2 separate regions of the Homo sapiens genome follow, and region 2 is linked to region 1. Evidence: chromatin loops called from intact Hi-C (ENCODE). Cell type or tissue: PC-3. All regions are shown on one strand. Each heading gives the region's core, and the rest is flanking DNA. Links, peaks and the distances in the headings are about the cores only.

Region 1 (8,000 bases), core at 1-8,000:
TGTTTGCAGGTTTGCTTCAGACATTGGAAATGATTTTCTAACAGGATTCTAAAGATTTCTATCAGGGTAGTGACCAGAGCATAACATTTTTATTTCACCCAGCACTCCTTTGATGGAGCTAAGTACACTGCCAGAAAATATTTGTTGCTCATTTGTTTTCAGAGGATTGATAATGATCACCCTCAGCTTTGCTGTTGTTGGTGTATAGGAATGCTAGTGATTTTTGTACTTTGATTTTGTATCTCGAAACTGCTGAAGTTATTTATCAGCTAAAGGAGTTTTTGGGCTGAAGCTATTTTTCTAGATACAGAATCATGTTATCTGCAAAAAGGGATAGTTTGACTTCCTTTCTTCCTATTTGCATGCTCTTTATTTCTTTCTGCTGCCTGATTTCTCTGGCCACGAATGTCAATATTATGCTGAATAGGAGTGGTGACAGAGGGCATCCTTGCCTTGTGCTGATTTTCAAGGGGAATGTTTCCAGCTTTTGCCCATTCAGTAGGATGTTGGCTATGGGTTTGTCATAGGTTGCTGTTATATTAAGGTATGTTCCTTCAATACCTAGTTTATTGAGAGTTTTTAACATGAAAGGATGTTGAATTTTATTGAAAGACTTTTTTGCACCTATTGAGATAATCATGTGATTTTTGTCTTTAGTTCTGTTTATGTGATGAATCACATTTATTGATTTCATATGTTGAACCAACATTGCATTCCAGGGATAAAGCCTAGTTGATCGTGGTGGATTAGCTTTTTTGATGTGTTGCTGGATTTGGTTTGCTGGTATTTCATTAAGGATTTTTGCATTGATGTTCATTAAGGATATTGGCCTAAAGTTTTCTTGTGTGTGTCTCTGCCAGGTCTTGGTATCAGAATGATGCTGGCCTCATAGAATGAGTTGGGAAGGATTCCCTCCTCGATTTTTTTGGAATAGTTTCAGTAGAGATGGTACTGACTCTTACCTGTATATTTGGTAGAATTTGGCTGTGAATCTATCTGGTCCTGGGCTTTTTTTTTTTTTTTTTGGTGGGAGACATTTTATTACTGATTCAATTTCATTACTCATTGGTATGTTTAGGATTTTTATTTCTCACTGGTTCATTCTTGGAGGGTTGTCTTTTTTTCAGGAATTTATTGATTTCCTCTAGGTTTTCTAGTTTGTGCACATAGAGATATTCATAGTGATATCTGATGATTCCTTGTAGTTCTGTGATATCAGAACTACACCTTTAACATTAAATGTCACCTTTATCATTTCTGATTGTGCTTGTTTGAATCTTGGTTAAACTAGCTAGTGGTGGATCAATTTTGTTTTTTCTTTTAAAAAACCAACTTTTAATTTTGTTGATTCCTTGTATCATTTAATTGGTCTCAATCTCATTTAGTTCTGCTCTGATCTTTGTTATTTATTTGCTTCTGCTAGCTTTGGGTTTGGTTTGTTCCTGCTTTTCTAGTTCCTTGAAGTGTGACATTAGGTTCTTAATTTGAGATCTTTCTACCTTTTTGACGTAGGCATTTAATACTATAAACTTTCCTCTTAGCACTGTTTTTATTGTATTCCAGAGATTTGGTATGTTTTGTTTCGATTTTTATTCATTTCCCAAAATTTTTTATTTCTCCCTTCATTTGTTGTTTACCCAAAAGTTATTCAGAAGCAAATTATTTAGTTTCCATGTACTTGTGTAGCTTTGAGAGTTATGCTTGGTAATAATTTCTAATTTTATTCTACTGTTGTCCAAGATGATACTTGATATGGTTGCAATGTTTTTGATTTATTGAGACTTACTTTATGGCCAAGCATATGGTCAATTTTCGAGAGTGTTCCATGCACAGGTGAGAAAAATGTATATCCTGCAGTTGTTGGGTAGAATGTTCTGTAAATGTCTGTTAGGTCCATTTGGTCAAGAGTCCAGTTTAAGTCCAGAGTTTCTTTGTTGACTTTCCTGACAATGCTAGACAGGTCATCAAGGCAGAAAACCAACTACCTTGATGGCTTGTCTTGTGTTGTCACTGGAATGTTCAAGTCTCCCACTATTATTGTATTGTTATCAGTGTTTTTTCTTTGGGTCTAGTAGTATTAGTTTTGTGAGTCTCGATACTCTAGTGTTGGGTGCACATATTTTTAGGATACTTACATCTTCTTGCTGTATTGAACCCTTTATCATTATTTAATGCCCTTCTTTGTCTTTTTTTTTTTTACTATTGTTATAGTGTGTTTTAATCAGATATAAGAATGGCTACCCCTTCTCTCATTTGTTTTCCATTTGCATAATATATATTTTTTCCATCTCTTTACTTTGAGCATGTAGGTGTCTTTAGACATTTGGTGGGTCTCTTATAGGTAGCAGGTGGTTGGATCTTATTTTTTTTTTTAAATCCAACTTGCCCGTCTATATCTTTTAATTGGTACATTTAGGCCATTTATGTTCAAAGTTAATATTGACATGCGAAGTTTTGTACCTGTCATGGTTTTGTTTCCTAGTTACCTTAAGTCTCAACTGTGTAACTGCTTTATAGGATCTGTGAGCTTTCTACTTACATGTGCTTTTATGACGGTAAGTATCATCCTTTTGTTTCCATGTTTATCACACCTTTGAGCATTTCTTGTAGGACCAGTCTAGTGGTGACAAATTCCCTTAGCATTTGCTTGTCTGGAAAATACTTTCTCCTTCATTTATGAACCTTAGTTTGGCAGGATTTAAAATTCTTATCTGGCATATTTTTCATTTAAGGAGGCTAATAATAGGCCCCTGATCGCTTCTGGCTTGTAAGGTTTCTGCTGATAAGTCCACTGTTAGTCTGATGGGATTTCCTTTATAGGTGATTTGTATTTCTCTTTAGCTGCTTTTAAGATTTGTTCTTTCACATTGATGTTGGATAGTCTGTTGACTATATGCCTTGGCAATGTTTCTCTTGTATAGTGTCTGTCAGGTGTTCTATGAATTTCTTAAATCTGGGTGTTTGCATCTCTAGGAAGATCAGGGAATTTTTCCTGAATTATTCCCTAAAATACGTTTTCCAAACTTCTTATTATTTTCTTCTTCTACTTCAGGAATGCCTATAAGTTGTAGGTTTGGTCACTTTACATAATCATACTTTTCTCGAAGGCTTTGTTCATTTTTAAAAATTCTTTTTCCTTTGTTTTTGACTGGGTTAATTCAAAAGACTGGGCTTCAAGCTTGAAATTCTTTCTTCTGCTTGGTTTAGTCTATTGTTAGAGCCTCCAACTGTGTTTTAAAATTTCTTCAGTGAGTTTTTCATTTTCAGAAGTTCTGTTTGTTTTCTTTAAATATATGTATCTAATCTTTTATCTCCTCAATTATTTTTCTGATTTCTTTGTGTTGGTTCTCCACTTTCCTTTGTATTTCACTGAGCTTCCTTAAAATCCATACCTTGAATTCTTTATCTGGCATTTCCAAGTTTTCATTTTGGTTAGGATCCATTGCTAGATAGCTAGTGTGGTCCTTTAGGGGTGTCAAAACGTTATGTTTTTTCATGTTGCTGGAGTTCTTGTACTGGTCCCTTTTCATGTGTAGAAGCTGTCACTTTCTATTTTTAAACTTACTTTCATTTCGGTGGGATTTTTTTCTTCCCCGCTTGAGTGTGTTACTGTTGTGTATGTTGGGTAGAGTCCTTCGGCTTTGCTTCTTTGTGCTTTTAGGGCACCAACACTCTGTATTAATTCATTGATTATAGATAGCCTTACTGTAGTGGTTTTCTAAGATGCTAGTTGTTTGTAGGTTGTTGTAGTGGTGTGCTGTGCCACACCAACAGAGATGGAGAGGTGGAGGCCTTGGGAAGCTTATCTCATTTCCCAGCACTGTGTGCTTCTTTCAGCAGCGATTACATTAGATTACGCAGTTCACCCTAGTGGCCAGTAGGTGGCGATAGCAGGCAAGAACCAGCTGAGCACTGTACAGTGATATTTGCAGTTGTGATGGGTCATGCAGTTTGCTGTCCCAGCCAGTAGATGGCGATTGCCGAGGACAGCATTTGCGCTGATGGCAGTGGACTTTTTACTTGGCCTTTGTTGATGGGGGAAGTACTAGGGTGTTCCTGAAATGGGCAGGGTATGGGGCTCCCAGGGGTCCTGCTCCACACTCTACCACCAAGGTGGCTGGAGGGGGCAAAACTGGGCAGGGCTGGGTTGGGCAAGCCCACAGCCAGGCTCTCCAAGGCAGTCGTAAACACTTACCTTCGCAGGGGTCTAGGGGCTGCTCTCGGGCTACTGGGACAACCCTCCAGTGGGGGGTGGCGGCGCCTCTCCTGTGCCACAGAGCACGCTCAGGGTAAGAAGGATGCCAGGGGTTATCAGCCCAGCAGGCAGCCATGGGACCCCACCCAGCTGCTGCACCCTGGACTTGGGAGATCTCCCTCCAGTATTCAATGCTGGCAACAGGCCCAACTGACTAGACTAGTCCCAAGCAATCTGTACCCAGATTGCCAAGCCATTCCAGGCATTCATGATACTCCCTGAGGCAGAAACCATGGCTATCAGGCCACACCCTTCCTGGCCCGGTCTCCTGAAGGGAGTTCCCATGCCATTACATGAACCCGAGCTGTGCTCTTCTCTTATTCTGACAGTGAGGGCTCCTCCCCTGCTAGAGATCAGGCTACGAATCTCATTTTCATCCACCTGGATGGTGTGCTCAAGTCCTGGGAAACTGGGACAAGGCCAGCGGATTTGTTCACTGGCCCCTCAAGGTCAAGGACCACATGTGACAGGGGGGTGAACTGCACCTAGGCCATCAACAAACCACCTAGGCGGGACAATGGAGGCTATGTTGTTGGCCCCTCCCCTGTGGGAATGGCCAGACCGGCAGTCTTAGGAGGGTTTAGCAGATGTGGGATTTCATGCTTTGGCTGTACCTCAGCCCCATGGCAATGGCAGTGGGACCTGTCTTGGGCATGTGAGCATTCCCTGGCCCTGTTCTCTCCAAGCCTAGCAGACAGCAGGACCTGTAACAACTTAGGGCAGGATGCAAAGCTCTGGGGTGGGGGTGGGGGAGCTCAGAGTCAGCTTTTGCTGTCGCTGCCTAGCACACTGAAGACTTTTGGGCTCTACTAGGGTTCAAGCAATGTGTCTGTGTTATCTCCAGGCAGCTCCCTCTGCCAGTCCAAAGGTCTGAAGGAGTCTGGAGGAATTCCTGTAGCTAGGAACTCAGAGATCCACAGTGGGAATATGGTGTCCCGGGGTTTCTTCCCTCAACACTTCCTTGGGAATGGCACCGGTCTGGGGGCCAGTCCTGGTATCTCACAATACCAAGCAGGCAGCCTCACTTCATCCCTCTTCAACCAGGGTGTCTTCTGTCACTTCTCTATTGAATTTCAGTGTTTTGTCTCAAAAGATCTGGTCAGAGTGTGCAGGTATACTCAATATTTTGGTTCTTTTCCACAGAAAAGGCACCTCCCAGCTGTATCTAATCAGCATCTTTAATCTCTCCTTTTTTAGTGTTTTTAAAATGTATGTAAATGGACTCTGTCTTAATCTAGCATGTTAGGCCATTCTTACATTGCTATAAAGGAATACCTAAGACTGGGTAATTTTTAAAGAAAAGAGTTTTAATTGGCTCATGGTTCCGCAGGGTGTACAAGCATGGCACTGGCATCTGCTAGGCATCTAGGGAGGCCTTTGGGAGCTTTTACTCATGGTGGAAGGCCAAGCAGAAGCAGGCACGTCACATGATGAAAGCAGGAGCAAGAGAGGGGAGGGGAGGGGAGGGGCCACACACTTTTAAATAACCATATCTCACGATAACTCACTCAGTATCACAAGGACATCACCAAGTGATACAGGATCTGCCCCTATGACATGATCACCTCCCACCAGGCCCCACCTCTAACACTGGGGATCATAATTCAACATGAGATTTATTAGAGGGGACATTAAAAAAAGCACAGCCTGAGGCAAAATCTTATGTGTTGCTACTACTATTTGGTAGTGTAATCCCAGTGTTGTAGAAGTAAGGGGAAAGAAAAGGTGAATCAGGGGAAAAAGTGTTAATAGGAAAGTATGATCCTGAGTTGGCCATTGCTTGGTATCAAGCACAATTGATTGCTTGATTTCTAGGGACCAGTTGCTTCGAGACTGTATTTACTACTATAACTCAGTAAAGTAAATATTGGGGAAGAGGAGGAGAAGAAATGATCTGCCAGCAATAGTCTCCATTGGTCAGAGTCTCCCCATGGAGCATTACATCCCTCACACTTCTGAGTTGTGTAGACAAGGGTGCTGAGCCAGTCCAATGGCCTCTTATGCCTCAGTGGCAATAGAGAGGCCTCCATGCAGGACATACAAGTCACACAAAACAGACATGAAGCAAGATTGTACCCTTGTAAAGTCAGTCTGAGCCCAAACAGAATTAGTCCCTACAAAATTGGCTTGGGCAGAAAAAGCACCTGGGCTGGGCGCAGTGGCTCACATCTGTAATCCCAGCACATTGGGAGGTCGAGGAAGGTGGATCGCTTGAGGTCAGGAGTTTGAGACCAGCCTGGCCAACACAATGAAACCCCATCTCTACTAAAAATACAAAAAAAAAAAAAAAAAAGTGGGTGTGGTTGCAGATGTCTGTGATCCCAGCTACTCGGGAGGCTAAGGGCAGGAGAATCACTTGAACCCAGGAGGGGGAGGTTGCAGTGAGCCAAGATCGCACCACTGCACTCTAGCCTGGGCGACAGAGTAAGAGACTCTGTCTCAGAAAAAAGAAAAAAAAAAAAAAGCCAGGCGTGGTGGCTTACACCTGTAATCCCAGCACTTTGGGAGGCCAAGGCAGGCAGATCACCTGAGGTCAGGAGTTTGAGACCAGCCTGACCAACATGGTGAAACCCTGTCTCTACTAAAAATACAAAATTAGCCAGGTGTGGTCGCACATGCCTGTAATCCCAGCTACTTGAGAGGCTGAGGCAGGAGAATCGCTTGAACCCAGTAGGCAGAGGTTGCAGTGAGCCGAGATCACGCCATTGCACTCCAGCCTGGGCGACAACAGCGAAACACCATCTTAAAAAAAAAAAAAAAAAAGAAAGAAAAAGTGCCCAAGAGTCCCCAGAGTCTTGTGAGGCCAAGAGGACCTGAAGTGTAGCATAAGAGTTGTCTAATGTAGTATCCTATGCTGTGTATCCTTTGTAACTTATTTTTTCATTAAATGTCATGCTTGAAACATATTCATGTTACATACGTAGATCTAGTTAATTCTTAATGTTCGTCCTCTTATGAAGAGATTATCATCTATGAATTTTCCTATGGATGGCCATTGAGCTTCTTTCCAGTAGTTTGGTTCTTTTCAAACCATATTCATTAAATCCCTAAAGTTTTGTAAAGGTGGCTTAGGGACCACAGAGGAGCTCCATAGGCTATCTTGTTCAAAGGACATCAAGGCTTTAAAAATAAATTTGAGAAACAATAAAAATTAATACCATCAAGAATAGTATACGGGCTTCCAGACCATGGTCCAATGAGCTTTGTAACACAACAGGATACTCAACTAAGATTTTGCCTCCGTTAATTTTACTCCATTTTGTCCTCTATTAATTTTATTTCATATTGAGAATTACTAGTCAGAATCCACAATCTTATGATCCCTGAGGTATCAGCAAACAAGTTCTCTTTCTTACATTTTGAATAGTGATAACTAAGTTAGCAACAGAAGTTAAGACCATAGGTTGTGGAAGTAAAATGCTAAGGCATGGAATAGATGCAAACCCCCTTTGCCCTGCACCTCTCCAAATGTTAAATAAATGTATTAAATATAGTGTGTTAATGTAACCCCATTGGTCCATCATAACCAGAATATAGTTTTTCAGCTCCTCCTCTACTTTTTTGTTTTTTTTCCAGTTAACATGCCATGATTATGACAAGTACATGATCACTTGTTGATGAATGAGGATACCTAAAGTATACACATAGTCTTTCAGTTCCCCTTATGGCCTTTATATGTGGCTAGGGTGTGATCTCTGGTCATGAGACAGAGCCAAGGTTACTATAGTAGGAAACCAAACCTGGA
Region 2 (17,556 bases), core at 5,682-13,681, 440 kb after region 1:
ATGACACATATACCAACATCTAGCAGAAAGATCCTGACTTGAATATAAACAGATGCACTGGAGGGAAATCCAAGGAGGCACAGATAATCCTGCAATGTGAAGGGCAGATGCCATATTCTATTATCCTGGATTCTACTGGGCACGAAGATAGTTGAATTATTTTTTAACTCAACAAGTCCATATCATTTAAAGATTTCTGAAGTGGCTATTATTGGTGAAGAAGCCATGTTGCTATAAAATCATATTGAGCAACCAAAAATAGATGTGAGGTGGGAAGGCAACATTACAATTTCCAGGGGTGATATACATACCTGTATTAGTCTGTTTTCACACTGCTGTAAAGATCTACCTGAGACTAGGTAATTTATGAAGAAAAGACATTTAATTGACTCACAGCTCCACAGGCTTAACAGGAAGCATGACTGGGAGGCCTCAGGAAACTCACAATCATGGCAGAAGGCGAAGGGAAAGCAAGCACATCTTACCATGGCGGAGCAGGAGAGAGAGAAAGAGCAAGCAGGAAAGTGCAACACACTTTTAAACCATCAGATCTGGTGAGAACTTACCACTATCATGAGACCAGCATGTGGGAAATCCACTCCCATGATCCAATCACTTCCCACCGGGTCCCTCACCCAACACTGGGAATTACAATTCAACATGAGATTTGGGTGGGGACACAAAGCCAAACTGTATCAATACACAGGTCCCAGTCCTGGTGGCCTTTGGTGTGTATGTGTATGTGCATGTGCATGTTTTCATTTATGCTACCATCATAATTGCTCACTAGTTTTATTTATTTATTTATTTTATTTATTTATTTTTAATAAATTGTCTTTTTTGTGACTATGTATCTTTGGGTTATCAGAGTTCTAAATCCTCCATGAAAACTATTTTGGACTTCTCTGGTTCACATTAATCTCTTCTTTTTCTGGACTCAAATTGAGGGTGTGTTCAGAATCTCACAGTTTAGCACCTAGAACTGATACCTTAAGATCTGTGCATTTTTAATAAATAAAAATTGTATATATTTATTTATATATAATATATTTATATAATATATTTATTTTTATATAATAAATAAAAATTATATATAAAAATTTTATATGTATATAAAAATTTAATTATTTTTAATAAATAAATAAAATAAACTATTTATTTTAATAAATAAACTAGTTCTATTTATTTATTTATTTATTTATTTATTTTATTTTTATCCAAATTCCCATCCCTTAGCCCTATAGCCAAGAATGTTAACATGTTACTATGAATCTTTTTAAAATGTGGTTTTTCCAATATGTGTACTGTCATGTATAGGTTTTTGTCCCATTTATATTGAGATATATGTCCCATTTTTATTGAGATATATGTCCCATTTATATTGAGATATATGCAGTAAAATGCACAGATCTTAAGGTATCAGTTCTAGGTGCTAAACTGTGAGATTCTGAACACACCCTCAATTTGAGTCCAGAAAAAGAAGAGATTAATGTGAACTAGAGAAGTCCAAAATAGTTTTCATGGAGGATTTAGAACTCTGATAACCCAAAGATACATAGTCACAAAAAAGACAATAGATATAAAGTAATGAGGAGTTTAGGACAAGGGATCTCTCAGTGTGACTTTTTCCTATTTACTAATCTTCAATCACTCAATAATTAAATATTTATTCACTACATACTGCATTCCAAACTCTGTGAATATAGTGAAGGAGAACACGGACATATTCCCTGTCTTTATGTACCTTAAGGTCGAGTGAGCAGGACAAATATTAATTAGTCAAATAAATATGGATGGCACACAGCAGGAGAAGTACAGAAGATGGAGCACAGAACAGCGGGTATCTGAATAGGCTAAGGTCTCAGGGAAGGCTTTCTTGAAGAAAGGACACCAGAGCTTCCATCTGTGGAACAGGAGTTAATTAAGCAACTAACTCCAACTCAATTAAGTTAATTAATTAAAGGGGAAGGGAAGGAAGAACCATTTCAGATAGGAGTATCAACATATGCAAAGGCCCTGAGCCCAGATAGGTGGGAGCAAGGCAGAGCTGAGTATATGTAAGAAAGCCAGTGCATTTAGACAAAAGAGAGTGACAGGGACACTTTGTTGAGATGAAGCTTTCAGCGAGGACTTCCCTGATCACCCCACTTAAAATCACAACCTTATACTGCATCCCTTCTTTTTGCCCTCCACACTCCCCAACCTTCTTCATCCTGTTCTCTGTTCCTCTCTCCAAGACTGATCATTTGGGCTACATCAATAAGCTCCTTTCATCCTTCTAGTTTCCTGTTATGTTTGGCTAGCAGAGAAGACCAGGAGGAGATCTGAAATAGGAAAGACAGTCACCGTGTTTATTCATCCAACTCCCTCCCAACAGGGCCATCTAGGGCTGTCTGAGTCCCGTGGTCTAAGGTCCCAGTGTTTGTCAGAAGCTTTTCCATACAATCCTCAATCTCTCCTCGTTCTGGTGACTTCACTTTCCTCTTGATCTTTCAAGTCCTAGGTAACTGAATCCTGCTATACACTATATATTTTACCTTTTTGTTTCATCAATTTTCTGCTTCTTTCAACCAGAATGTCAAATCCATTAGAGCAGAGATCTTTCGCTGTTTTGCTCCCCTTACAAAAGCTAAGGATTTAATACGTATTTACTGAATGATCAAACGCATGCATGAATGTAGACGTAAGCAGGCACCATACCATGCAAGGTCTTGCAAGCAAGAGCTGAGGGTTTCTATTTTACTTATGTGAAAGGAGAAGCCATTTAAGAAGAATTTTATGCAAGGGAGTCAGGAAATGATTTAAGTTTTAAGATCACTGTGAGTGGCAATTGGGTGGGCACAAAATAGAATTTAAGAAGCCAGGTAAGTGGTCCTTGCAATAGTGCAAGTGAGAGCCTAGAATAAGGTGGTGGGGGTGGTAATGGTAGAGAAGAGGAGATTCTTCCTGGAGCATTCTCAAGCTATAGATCATAAATGGAACTTGTTCATTAGTCACAGTTGGATTGGTTTGTCTGGGAATGTTCTCAGTACCTCAAGCAATGATCTCAGCAGGACTCGCCCAGCATTGTCATGTTCTAGATATATTTGCTGGATTTTAGCCATTCAGACCATGTGGATAATTTTTTTAAATCCCCATTTGGAATCCTACTAGGAATGGAATTTTCACAAGGGCATAAAACCCTACATTCATTATACTCAAAACTGAGATGTCAACACATCTGAAGAGCTTCTGAATAATGTGACTTTAAAATAAGAACCTTAGCATTTAAAAATAAAACAATATAATACAGAAGCCATTAATCCAAATGGTAATCTACTATCTATGCTGTGGAGCCAAAAGATTAGTCTTTTTTTTTTCCTCTCCAGAAAATGTTCTACGATTCCATTAGCAGATAACATGCTTCAAAAAAGTGATTTCACATGTAGACAAATTCCAGTTCAGTAGCAAGCAATTGCATATCAATGTTTCTGAAATGGAATTAAAGTTTTAAAAATGATAGGAGTCCTTCTTTTGTCAGGGTAGATATTTAGAACATTTTTACCCAAGAGCTCCTTCAATATATTATCTATTACAGAAAAAAAATAGAATTTGACCTCGTCTATTATGCCAGGCAGGTTCAAAGGGCTTTTAGGAGACAATAAAGACTCCTAAAGTCCTTATTCCTTATGGATTACATTATTTTAGCATCTATAATTCCTAGATGTTTGGCATTTTGAAATAGTGATATTATACCATATTATTTAATGGGTCTTTAGAGTAGTTGGAAGACACCACCCCAGCACAGGCTTACTAACTAAATACTAGGTTTATGTTAGGATCCTACAGATGGTGTCAAACCCAAATAAGGTTCGGACAATCTACCAGTGGAGTTCAGTGAGATCTACGGGATAAATGTTACTTTGGGGAATTAAGGTTTAAAGCACCAATGCCATAATAAGAGGGTTAAAAGGAGCCAGGAAGGGATGGGGGTTAAGAATCTCACATGAAACAATCACAGTATCACTAAAGCCTAAATAATACTTCACAGGTGCTTGCATGAGAACTCTTCCCAATACATGCCAAGGATTATATTTGACCAGACCAAAGTGAAATGAGCAGAATATGGACAATGTGTATTTTTCATAACTCTAAAAAATACAATATTTTTATTGTGGGATTATGTTCCATTTCCTTTTTTAAAAAATATTGATTCTTTTATAATGGGCCAAGTGTGGTGGCTCATGCCTGTAATCCTGGTGCCTTGGGAGGCTAAGTGGGGAGGATCACTTGAGCCCCAGGAATTTGAGACCAGCCTGGGCAGCATACTGAGACCTTGAAGAAAAAAACTAGAAAAATAAATAAATAAAATAAAATATTGATTATTCTATGAAATGAAAATTTAAGCCAATGGTAGGTGAGTTTTGGTTTTTTAATGTCCTTACTTGGCAAGAAAAAATGAGGGCAACTCTATGCATTGGCTAGGGCACAGGGAATTTTACTAATTAGCAAAATCTAAATTTGGTGACCAGTGACCTATGTGATTTTTAAGATCAACAGATACTGAATGATCTACATCAAGGACAAATATCACACTCTCCTTCCTTTGAGCTCTCCTAGCATGTTACCTGGACAAGTACAACAGCACTAACAACCTTTGTCCACCTTCTTTATTTCATTAATGGGAAGTAAAGGAAGAAATAAGCTCTCTTCTTACCTCTTCCAGTGTGACACTGCATTTGATCTTGCCTCTGTGTTGGCCTTGAAAACAACTCAAAACTCCCCACCACAGAAGTGACAGTTTTATATCTATTCAGGGTGTATGTAAAGTGGCTGCCTGTGAAACCAGCCAAACTAATTACAAAGCCACTCATTCCACTTTAGCCTAGGTGGTTAGAAAGTGTTTCTTTATATTGAACCCAAATATTCCATCCTGTAATTTTGATCTATTTGTCTTAGCTCTATACACTGGGGCAACATAAATTAAAGTTCATCCTTCATTTACCTCAGAGGACAGCTAGCATGTCTACCTCACTCAAAGTATGTTTTTACCTTCAACTGCCATCATTGTTTCTCAGGACAAAATTTTTCAGCCTCTCTGAACTCTGAAATGAGTCTTCTTCAAGGAAGACTTCCGAAAACACTCCTCATGCCCAGCTCTCAACTCAGGTGTAGCATGACCAATTCTTAGTCATCCGTTGCCTCCTTTAATAGGAACATTTGCTTGAATTTGCTTTTACTATTATATTTTTCTGAATGTATGATGTATATTGAGCTCATGATATAGATACATCTGGAATCACTAGAACAATCTATTCATTTTTTATTATTTTGGGAAACACTATATACATTCATGGCACTAAGCATGACACTATGGGCATAGAGAGGGTATATGAATATTGAAAACATGCATCTTGCATTCAAATAGCCTCCAAAATAATTCAGAAATGAGAAACACTCAAAAGCATAACAATAGAGCTAACATTTACGTAATACTATGGGCCAAGTATGTGCTTATCATTTAAACATTTTAACTGTTTTCTACCTTATACTCCTACAAGGGAGGTGCTATTATTATCATCTCCCTGTAATAGATAAGAAAAGTAAGATATTAATAAGTTAAGTAAATTGCCTCAAATTATACGAGTAATACACAGCAGAGCTAGCACCAAACCCTAACAGTCTGACTCCAGAGTTAGAGCTATTAACCACCAAGCTGTAATGCAAAATACATGCATATAGAGCATAGCATTAAAGTTAGAACTCTACACTTAAATGCCAAGAAATGCAAGTAACATTCACGGCTACTGTGGGCTGCGAGTGCAGAGAGGGTTGTAGTTGTAGTTGTGTTTGAAGGAGTAGATTCTCAGAGAAGTCTTCTAAGAATAAATGAGTCTTGTGCCAAATCTTAAATGAAAAAGAACAGAGTTGATTGTCATACTTGCTATTCTTAACCTTAGCCATTTTAATACAGAAAAGACCTTAATAGGATTTGAAACAATTATCCCATGATAAGATTTTCTGGTTCTGGGCCTCACATATAAATTTGAAGCAATGCTGGCACATGGATTCTGCAGGGACACATAATTAAAAGGAAATAAGGTCTGATTTACAAGACTTTATGAAATGGACCATAAACTTTAGAAATTGGCCATAGCAGTTGGAGATGTAGTTAATCTTGTAGGATTGATGAATGAGTTAACTATTCGAAAGAAATCACTGATACAGAAATCAATGCATCTTGGATAAGACCCTGGGGGTAAGAATAGTAGGAAAGTCAGGGCCAGGGCCAGGGGTAGGGGTAGTGGCATAAAGTCAATTCCTTAACACTAGTCAATAGCAAATGCAGTGGGCTTTAATCATCACCAAGTATTATTTGAAAATAGCAATGAAAACCACTAGGTTATTTTTTCCTTTCAAAGAAGATAATGTATTCACTTAAAGTTGATGGAACTTATCTGGTTTTATCATCATTTTGATGCCCCTTATCGCAACTTATATTTTGTAATCCCTACATGGCATTACTCTTACTCTTTATCTTCTATTTGCAAATTTCTATGTTACACATGAGAATTTTTTAAAGAAAACAAAATGGGAATAACTGTTATCATGAAAATACAGTTCCATTTGCTTTTCAAATCATTCTTCTGTAAGTAGTTTGTATAAATAATAAAACAATTGCTTTTCATCAAACTCATGGTTTTGATCTTGGAGCTTTTCACTTCTTTTTAGCCAGCTTAGGCTAAAATTAACTATGAAAACTAAAATCTCAATCACTTTATGAAGCTATTCATGGTATGTTCTTTCACTGATTATTAGCATATGAAAATGTAACTGATTCAGTAAAGAATTTCTCTTAAAAAAAAAAGCAACCATTAGGTTTTTAGTCTCTTTGGGGCTAATTTATGCACTGAATATGTTAAAAGAGAGGTGAACATCCAGCATCTAGCACAGCATGGCTATGTTTCTACTATAACAACAAGAGCAAACATTCCAATAAAAATGAAAAATTTCAATTATCCAGGGGGCTTCAAATAACCAGACTACTTATGTCTTTTAGCACAACCTCTTGGCTAAAGTTTATAATGTTATCTGAGTTCTTCCTGCTCATGCTTGTTAACCAAGCACTTGGAATCTGTGGTAAGTTGTATTGTTCCTCATGATTGCATGGACACATCTTGCAGTCCAGAGCTTAAAAGGCAGAAACTTGCATCCCAGAGTCTAGCATAAAGTTGATCTCAGTAGATGAGGATGAGGAGAATGTGAGTATATCAATGTGTCCTTCAAGGCTCTAAGGAAGGGGGGTTGTCCAATCTTTTGGCTTCCCTGGACCACTTTGGAGGAAGAATTGGCTTGGGCCACACATAAAATACACTAACACTAACAATAGCTGATGAGCAAAAAAAAAAAAAAGAAGTTAAAAAATCGAAAAAAAAATCACATAATGTTTAAGAAAGTTTATGAATTTGTGTTGGGCCACATTCAAAGCCATCCTGGGCCACATGTGACCTGCAGGCCACCAGTTGGACAAGCTTGCCTAAGGGATCAACAAACAAGCACCAAATTGACCAAGTAAAACTTTATACTTGCACAGATTTATACACAGGGAATGTACATTTAGGCATTTTCTTTAGTCATGTCCCACAAATAGCACTGAATGAGAAATGCTCAACCAGAACTTATAAAGTCCAACAAGATTCCCATATACTGTGCAAGCTTCAGGACAATACCATCAAAAATCTAAGCAACAGACCAGGCAAGGTGATCCCAGCACTTTGGGAGGTCAGGGCAGGAGGATAGCTTGAGGCCAGGAGTTTGAGACCAGCCTGGGAAACATACCAAGAACCTGCGTCTACAAATATTTGTTTAAAAATTTTCCGGGCATGGTGGCACATGCCTGTAGTCCTAGCTACTTGGGATACTGAGGTGGGAGGGTCAGTTGAGCCCAGTGTATTAGTCCATTTTCATGCTGCTGATAAAGACATACCTGAGACTGGGCAATTTACGAAAGAAAGAGGCTTAATTGGACTCACAGTTCCATGTGGCAGGGGAGGCCTCACAATCATGGCAGAAGACAAGGAGGAGCAAGTCACACTTTATGGGGATGGCAGCAGGCAAAAAGAGAGATTGCGCAGAGAAATTCACGCTTTTAAAACCGTCAGATCTTGTGAGACCCATTCACTATCACAAGGACAACACAGGAAAGACCTGCCCCCATGATTCAATGATCTCCCTCCCACAACATGTGCGTCCCTCCCACAACATGTGGGAATTATGGGAGCTACAACAAGAGATTTGGGTGGGGACACAGAGCCAAATCATATCTCCCAGGAATTCGAGATTGCAGTGAGCTTTGATCATGCCACTGCACACCAGCCTGGGTGACAGAGTGAGAACATGTCTAAAAAAAAAAAAAAAATCCAAGGAACAAATATTTATTGAGCACCTACTACATCCTAAGTTTTGTGCTGAGTACTAGAAAATCAAGACATGATTCATTTTCTCAAACCAGTGAAGAAGACAGACAAGTAAATGAGCAACCGGTGACCACCTGTGCTAAAGCCAGTTATGCAAGGGCTGTATTGTGGAAGCATGCCATAATAGGATTCAATCCCAATCCACATAGACCTAAGCATATCTGTCCCTACATCCTCTGGGCACTCTCCACAAAAAGAGAAAAAACCCACCAGGGAAGAATGTTCCTGCTTGGTCACACCTATGAGGTGAATCAGTTCTAAGTAATTTCTTACAAGATGGGGGCAGAGATTGGAGGTTACAAAAGCAGACCATGAATGATCAATAAATCACATTTATGTTACATATGATTATGATACAACTGTGTAAGTCATATTAGACTCTCCAAAATGGTTACCAGAGTCAGATACAGTTGTTAGAAATTCTCCTGCACTGATGTTATGTTCAACAGATGGTGTTATTCAATTTATATTTCAATTAGAAGTTAACCATATTCCAAGAAAGGTGAACTTATGAACTTCAGCTTTAAAAAAAAAATCTTTATCTATCATCATCTGGACAAAGTTTGCTAGTTCCCTTTTAACCGTTAAGCTCATCTCAGCCTAAGAAAATTGCTGCCACCTACTGATAAGAATGAAAAACAAATTCCCATCCCACCCACACACAAATCACAATAACAATAATAATAACAAAATTCGCAAAGAGATCAAATTTCCCATGCTGCAACTTACAGTTAATTCTTTATCTTTTTATTTATTTTGTCCTTGTTTCCTTCTTGGAGGAATTTTACTTATGGAAAATTGGCCTTTGTTTTGGTTTGTATTTTTAGGTTAAATTAAGTCAAAAATCCTCAGCCAATTATTTGCTCTTGGTGTCATTGCTGAGGAGTTGAACATGGGTAAAAACAGAAAGCTGTGCCTTTCAATTTTTTAATCCATATTATATATATATATATATATGTGTGTGTGTGTGTGTGTATATACATATATATATATATATATATATATATATATATGGAGAGAAAGCAACATGGAGTAGTCGAAAGATCAGGGGCTTTGGAGGTGCTTAGATGTGGGATTGAGTTCCACCTCCACCACTATGTCATTCATTCAACAGCTATGAACAACACACATCTACTATATGCCTGGGACTATTCTAAGACTGAGTTAATGAATTTAATAAAACCTCTGCCCTCATGGCGTTTCCATTTTAGCCTAGGAGAAAGACAGTAAACAAGGAAACAAATTAATTTCAGATATTTACTGGTAATGGCTGTGAGTGGAAAGAAAACAAGGTAGAGAGATGGAATCTAAAAGAGAAGTCCTATTTTAGATAGAAAGCCTCTAACAAGGTTTGTAACTAGCTATGTAACAAGAGGCAAGTCTCTAATCTTTCAGGGACAGTTTTCTGACCAAGGAAATGAGGATAATAAGAGTTCTGACCTCATAAGATTATTGCGAGTTAGAAATAATATGTATAAAGCATCCAGCATATCCCCATGATATTATAGCCATAAAATGAATGGGTATTGTTATTATTGTTGTTTTGTTACTGTTATTAAACTATGAACATAATGGATATCAAATGCTCCAGGAAGTCTAATAGCTTTTTTTTTTTCTACTCTAGGAATGAATATTGAGCCTTTTAGTATTTTAAGAACAATGTTTGGATGTAATGTGATTTTCTGTAGGACAAAATATCTTTTCTTTCTAGAGATGGAGTCTTGCTATATTGCCTAGGCTGGACTGGAATTCCTGGTCTCACGCAGTCCTCCTGCCTAAGCTTCCCAACTAGCTGGGACCATATGCACATGCCACCACGCCAAGCTCAGAATATTTTTAATGTAATTCATTCCTCTAATTCCATGGTACTCCTCTGAGGCCCTGGGTGACTCTAGACCTTTCCCACAGCAGCCAAATGACATGACTATTTTCTCAGCTGGAAAATTCTGGCATGAAGGAGTGATCTTATGTGTGTACTGTCCTAGAATGTGAGCTCCTCTCAGTGTCTGTAGCTGTATATGTGCTACAGATTGCATTTTACAAAACCTCATGCATGAAGCACTCTGATTTCCACCCCATTCCTTCTCCCTTCAAAGGATGCTCTTTTGTCAGGAAAAAGCAAATCACTAAGATTAACAAGCAAAGAGCCAGCTGATGCTCAAACCTACCTTTTCTCTTTGTTCCTCTGACCCTGACCTGCCAGTGTGTTTTCTAGTTTGTTAGGTCCCCTTGGTCTGTGTGGAGGTCAGCTTCCTTCCTCCCTTCCCTAGCCTGAACTTGGTATTAATCTTCCCTTTCTTTTAACTTGGAACCTATGCTGTATTTTACCTTCACTGCTGCCTAGTATTTGAGACTCCCTAACCCTCAGGCAGAGAAATTTAACAGAAACCAGTTTTAAATGAAGAACTACTTTCAAAAACACTGACTTCACATTGTCTCACAACACAGGCAGGTGGGGGGGACAAATGTTATTCACCACACTTTTAGATTGGAAATGAGGGCTTGGGAAGTCAAATGAACTGCAAAGGTGACACAGCAAGTCAGTGGTAGTACCTATCACTGTTTCTAAACTGGGTGAAGAATTTCTGAAACCAGGCATATTTCCATACAGATAAAATGAAGTATTAGTCAAAAATTCTAATATAGAACACTAGTTTTACTTTCCTGACTGACAGCAGCAGAAAGGTAGTATAGGTAGTGGTTAAGAGCTTTGATGTCAGAGCCAGACTCACAAGGTATTGGTATCGTAGCTCTGCCATTTTACCAGCCATGCGAACTTGAGCAAGAGACTTCACCTCTCTGTGCACCAGTTGTTTCATCTATAACCTGAAGGAAATAATAGTAACACTTCATTGTATTGTGGTGAGGATTACAAGTAATGCATATTTGTTCATACCAATGACTAGCATATAGTAAGAGCTCAATACATGCTAGGTATTATTATTGCAGGGGCTAAGGTTCTAATATTTCCAGTGTTGATTTGATTTTGTCAAGGCATATTCTATATTAAAGAGATCATTTCTGGTCCTTGGTTCAAGTCAGTTTAGTTCATCAGACTGTAACTATAGTTAAGGGTCTTTGTTCAATGGTGAACATTTCAGTGGTTGTTCTGTCCATATCAATAAATCTATATGAAAGGGCTGGAAGCTTACAATGACTTAAGCTGTGAACAACATAGCAAAGCAAAATAAGGAGGCAACACTGGTGACATAGCAATAACTATGTAGTGAATGCTGAGTTCGGGGAAGCCTCTGAGCTTTGGGGTCACTGGGGTAGAATTTTATGGCATAGCTCTTTTAAGCAATGGTGGGTAGGTGTCAACCTGGCTACCAGCTGGAAAATCACCTCAGAGGCCCTGGACACCAGTACATCTGCTCAGATGCCATGACTGTCTGACATCTGAATTCCTGGGTACTGATAGGCAAGGTAATAGTACTCAGTTTTAGACATACCACAGGTCAAATCCTAGTCTCCCAAACATAGCTTCCTATAACAGGCTTTGAGTCCAACAAGAATGTTTATCCTATTCCCCAATTATGTTATGAAGGTGCCCACAGTGACTAAAAGACCAGGACCGTGCAAATCAAATTCCAATTCTTCATACTGCTTCAAGTACTCTTACACAATAGGAAAACATTCTATATTTGTTTCAAGGGGGATATATTTGCAATGCATTACCACAATGGGAATTTCTCTATATGGTGCATTTATGCCAGGTGAACTTCCAAAGGGAATTGCAGCTACAGTACCCAGAGAGGTGCATCTGCATGAAATTTACTAGGTGGGAAGAAAAAGTCTTCATGGCATTCTCCCCAAAGAGGAATTTCTATAACCTTTTTCTTACAGGCTAGTAATAAGTATCCATGCAGGAGAATATTGCTTGGATACCCCTGACAAGCAAGAATGTTTTTTATCCTGGCAAAAAATATGGAGGATAAACTACAGGTTTATCCTTTGTGCTAATCCAGGTGCAATATTTCAATTGCTTGAGTGAAGCTAATGGAAAAGTGTCAATAAAGTACTCAAAGACTACAGAAGAAGTACTCAAAGAAGAAAACAGTAGATCTTAAGGTAAAGACAAAAGACAGGTCTTCAGGGCTCCTGGCCACTTAAACTGGTTTCAGTCTCCAGGAAACAGATGAACTTTTGGGGTAACTTTCTGCTTAACTCAAAACTGGGAAGATGTGCCTGTTAAGAATGATAGTATCCTACAGATCATGGTTACTAATAATGAATAAACAGAATTAGATTGGCATTCTCTTATTGTGGTAATATCTATTCTTTTTTATTAAATAATATATATAAACAACAACAATAATACTAATAATTAGCCTTGAAGACAGAAAATGAAACACAATCCATTTATTTGTGAGGCTCAGTAAACATGACTCTGAGTTGCCAGTACTGTCCAAAACTGGTGGCCATGAGTTAACTGAAGGAAATCTAGAAAGAAGAGAAAGGTCAGCAGAAATTTCATGGTGATTGACAGGCATTAATCAGGGAATGTACTTTTATCTCTGACTACATGTGATAGCTCTTGTAGTCAGATATTCATTGAAAGGATGTGATGGATGTATCTGAATTGCTTATCTAGGAACCTCCATGTTTTTCTCTGTGAAGCTAATGGTATGAGCTTTAGCAGCAGCCCAGCTGGGTGCAGGATGACTTCAACAGGCTCAACACAGATACTAAAAAGATAATCAATGCATAACATTAATATTTGCATAACATATGTGTGAAAAGAAAACAGGTTTATTGAGACAAGTAAGGGTTTCATAGAAAGGAGCCAAAAATATGCGTTTATTCTCCCAGTAACGTGGCTTGGCCTATTCTTCTGTTATTCCTCTCAGTGATTCTCTCCAGGGATGTGGTTTGATCTGCTGACATCTCACTTTTGAAATCCTTGCTCCTGTTTTCCATTATTCCTTTTCCAGTCTCCATTATTTTCTCTGCCATTCTAAATGTTATTCCTTTAGTTCCCACAACTCTCTACCATTTCTGGTGCTCTGTAGAGTACACCCCTTCTAAGATTCCTCAAGGTGGGGTTCACAGTGCACTTTCCCAAGTTGCCAGGAGTTTCACTTGGCCCCAAACATTCTAAGGAATCCTTTCCTCTCTACCAGGATGATCCACTAAAGCAGACAGCGCCCCTTTGGCTCAGCTTTTTTCCACCTGGAATGCCATTCTATCATTGTCCCATTTTTTACACAATAGTAACACAAGTTCATTTATGTTAATGGTTAATGGGTTATTCTATCTCTTGTAATGTATTGTATTTTTACAGGAAACTTTTTTGAGATAATATTGTGGTCCCCAAATGGTTCCCCCAATAATAGAAATAGTAGGCACCTGTCAGGCCAGGGAGAGATCCTTCAGGTCAGGAGAAAACTTTGAGGTAAGACAATGGCATCCAGATCACATCATCAAAAGTATCCAACAGTAGGATGGTTCCAGATCACAAGGCAGCTGCAGGTTAGCAATTCTTTTGCTGTATCCATCACTGAAAAGCAGATGGCAGAATATGAGAAGGTGCACCCAAGCAAGATGAACTATGAACTGCACAAAGCCAGCTGACACCTGTCCCACTGAAAATAATTCTCTGTTTTTTAGTAAAAAACAATTATGTTTTCATTCCCTCCACTTGTCAGCAAAGGGATTTAGGGGTAAAGGAATGTCCAGCTAGGAGTCTTGTCAGTTAAAGGTTACACAGAAATACATACAAAGCATCTTGAAAATGTTGCTATGATTCATGATGATATTTATCTACAAGATTGAATATATGTATAGCCTGGTCCCTTGAATGTTAAGATTATAGTAGAAGCTCTCACAGAAAAACCCTGAAATCTCAATAGCTTAACACAATAGAAGTCTTACTCATATGAAACCCAATATGGATATTTCTTTTGGTCAGAGGGAGTCACAGTCATTCAGGCACACATGCCAGTGGAGGCCGTCAGTTTCACCACAATGATTCCAAGGTCACTCTGAGCATCAACATCTAGCAAGCAGATGGGAGAAGAGAAACAGTTGGGGGATGTTATGAGACGTCCACCCATAATTTTGGCGTAAATGTGACAAAACTTCTGTCCATATTCCATTGGCCAGAACCCAAACAGCCAAACTTCACTGTGGAGATGAGGAAATATAGACTGTGTTACTAGGAAGAAAAGAAAACGGAGTTGGTGAACAATTAGCTCATCTCTGCAACATATCCAATTCTCATTCTCACTTCCAGTAGCACTTCATGAATTTCCTCCAACTACTTCTTCTCCAAGTTCTTCCCACCCTTCCATGCTCCAATCATACCTTTCCTAGTCAATCACATACATTATGTGCCTCTCAATTTTCACAGATATTTTTAGCCTTCTGCTTCCCAAAGGATAGTTTAGAGATCCCCAGCAGCAGAATCAGTTAGAGAGCTTGATAAAACGCATAGTCCCAGGCACCACCCACAACCTGAAAAACTGGGACCTATGGAGTTCAGTAATTCAGAGATCTCAGGTGATTCTAAAGCACACTCATGTATGAGATCACTGACCTAGAAGGCTTGCAGTCTCTGGTCTTGATTATGCAAGATTACAATCTTTCTCTAAATTTTTTCCATCTCCAAGTAATCTTCAATAAAATCTTATCCTTTCTGTAGGCTGAGAAAATGATTTTTATCTCCTATTATTTCCCCACAGTGTCTAATGCCACACTGGGCACATAATAGGAGCTCAAAATATATAGCTAATTTATTGTGGATTGAACAATAGAACAGATAGCTGCTAAGTAAAATGCACTAGATAAAGATGATCTTTCAAACTGAAAAGGTAAAGACTCAGAAAGGATATGATGAGAGCCCAGAAAATCATGAATGGTGAAGTTAGAAGAAATAAGAACTAAATCATTTGTTTCTAGCAAGACTAGAATTTGTCTCCCCTAGCCCAACAACAACTTAAAAATCACATTCACAAAAAGGTGAAGAGAAGCAAAAAGATGAACTACTCTGCACCACAATTAATGAGCGCAAAGAATTTCTTCCCTTCAAGAAGATAATGTATACATAGCTTAAATATAATTCATTCACAAAACTGTAGGACCAATACAGGACATTGATAGAATCTAGTAAGCAGGAGGACATCCCTAACCTATGAGAGTTTTGATGTCACTCACAAAAGCCATACCACCTTCCCTTCAACTAAACCCTTGTGCTTATATATACATACATACATACATATATATATATATATATATATATATATATATATATATATATATATAAAACCTTTGTTAACACAATGAGGAAGACCTTTTGCAGGGGCAGAGTTGCGGCAAAATTGAGCAAATGCTGTGTAACCAACCATACACAGTTAGACTAGGTCACTAACCCATGCACTATGTGGTCATGAGCTCATAAAAATAAGCCGCAGGTACTCTGGCCATATTTCCAGTGTTCAGCTCCACTCCTCTCTCAATTTTCCACTATTCTTGCTCCTGTTGTCCTGCTACCCTGCTCCCTTGCTCCAAACAAATTCTGCCTGCCTGTGAGACTTTGCTTTCATCTCCTGTTTCTGGTTCTGCTCTCAACCTTAGTACTTAAAATATGAGCCCAGCCTTCTCTGGTTTTAATTTTGAGCATTCAATAAGTTTAAGACTCCCATATCTTCTCACTCTGGCAACAAAACCTTGTAAATCCCAAACCAAGCCTGGAGGCCCTGGTCCTGGCATGCAGTTGGGCCCACATCAGCTCCTTAGAAGGAAGAATAAATCCATTCCTTTGGCAACAGAACATTGGGAAATTTCCAGATATTACCCTGTTATTCCCTGCCCATTCTAAAATCACAGAATGATGATTGCTATGAGGCAATATGTTGTTGTCCCCTGAACTTGTCTGAATGGGGAGTGTGGGTGGGGGGATGACAGAGGGGAAGGAAAGAATGTTTGGCTCTTTAACATTGGCAAATCTGTTTAATCTCCTGGTCAGGGGCCAGTATAATCAGGGATTACACAAGTACCACTTGCAAATATGACAGCTTACATTTATAGGATGTTTATTTAGTTTCAGGCAGTGCTAATTTACATTATATAATTTACATTGTCTAATGGTCTATTTTCTAATTTCATCCATTCAACAACCCATGAGTAGGTACTATCATCATTCTTTCCAAAAGAGGAAACTGAGAATCCAGAAATTAGATAACTTGCCAAAGTCATGCAGCTGAGAACTGGCTGAGCTGGATTTGAACACAGACTTGTTTGACTTCAGGGACCACATAACGACTACACTATAACTGCTAACAGACACATCATTGATATCAGTGGAGGGATTTCACATTGAAAAATTCCAAGGAGTCATTTTTAGTAGGTCTATTTGGCCATGACGTTTTCTATCAGTGAACATAAGCTTCCTGAAAGCACAGGTTTCATGTAATCTGTGCATAGAAATTAGAAAATTGATATTACAAACTTCCTACAATGCAGGACAATGGGAGAGATGTTACTGCCTGAAAAAAATTTAAGTTTCAGATATCAGGTAATGGGTGGAGTTGGGAGTGGAGTTTGTGTGGAGGGGCGAGATGAAAGAGAAAAGGATTTGGGCACTGTATCTCGAAAAGGCTTAACCCAGAGTTTCAGAGAAAGTAAATCTTCAAGGGCACTGAGACCACATTTAGCACGACAGGATGAAATTTGACATAGCCTAGACTTTAATATGTGGAAAGCGGGGGAAAGCCAGATAAGAGAATACAACTGACACACCATGAAGGTTCTTAATTGGGAATATATAAAATGCCTTTATCAAAGATGGGATAACAGTTTTGAAATTATCCTTAATGACTTTTGTGAGTCAGGCTCTTAAAATTTTACCAGCTCAACAATGGAATTATTACAGTATTTGCTCCTAAAAATGTGTCTCCAATTGCTTTAAGAACTTCTTTTAATCCTAAAGTGACTTGGTAATAGTCATCACTGCATCTCTACATTGTGACACTGATACAGGACAAGAAATGTTTTTAGCCCACAGCAAGGATAGTTTAAAGGTTAGAGCCAGTTTCTGGGTAGTGAAATAAAATTCCATTTAAAGGAAATTAACTGACTGGTTGAAAATAAAGACCTGAAT

The links. Hi-C counts contacts between places; a loop is a spot of excess contacts. Peaks named below come from ENCODE experiments on the same cell type or tissue, not always from the same donor. Only the 100,000 strongest peaks of a DNase experiment are listed, where the experiment ranks them.
Region 2: it touches region 1 in a loop (8-fold over the local background); 5 of 110 quality-filtered maps call a loop at or near these places.

Annotation. Positions count from the first base shown.
Region 1 is chrX:104,918,243-104,926,242 of GRCh38, reverse strand. All of the region lies in intron 2 of IL1RAPL2 (interleukin 1 receptor accessory protein like 2), which reads right to left. Among named protein-coding and RNA genes, the nearest start is that of TEX13A, 300 kb to the left of the region's middle. In PC-3, for the core only: a CTCF peak has its summit at 3,899 (motif pointing right); a DNase peak (open chromatin) is centred at 3,922.
Region 2 is chrX:104,474,482-104,492,037 of GRCh38, reverse strand. No RefSeq gene overlaps it. Among named protein-coding and RNA genes, the nearest start is that of IL1RAPL2, 83 kb to the left of the region's middle. In PC-3, for the core only: a CTCF peak has its summit at 9,051 (motif pointing left); no DNase peak of the experiment used is centred there.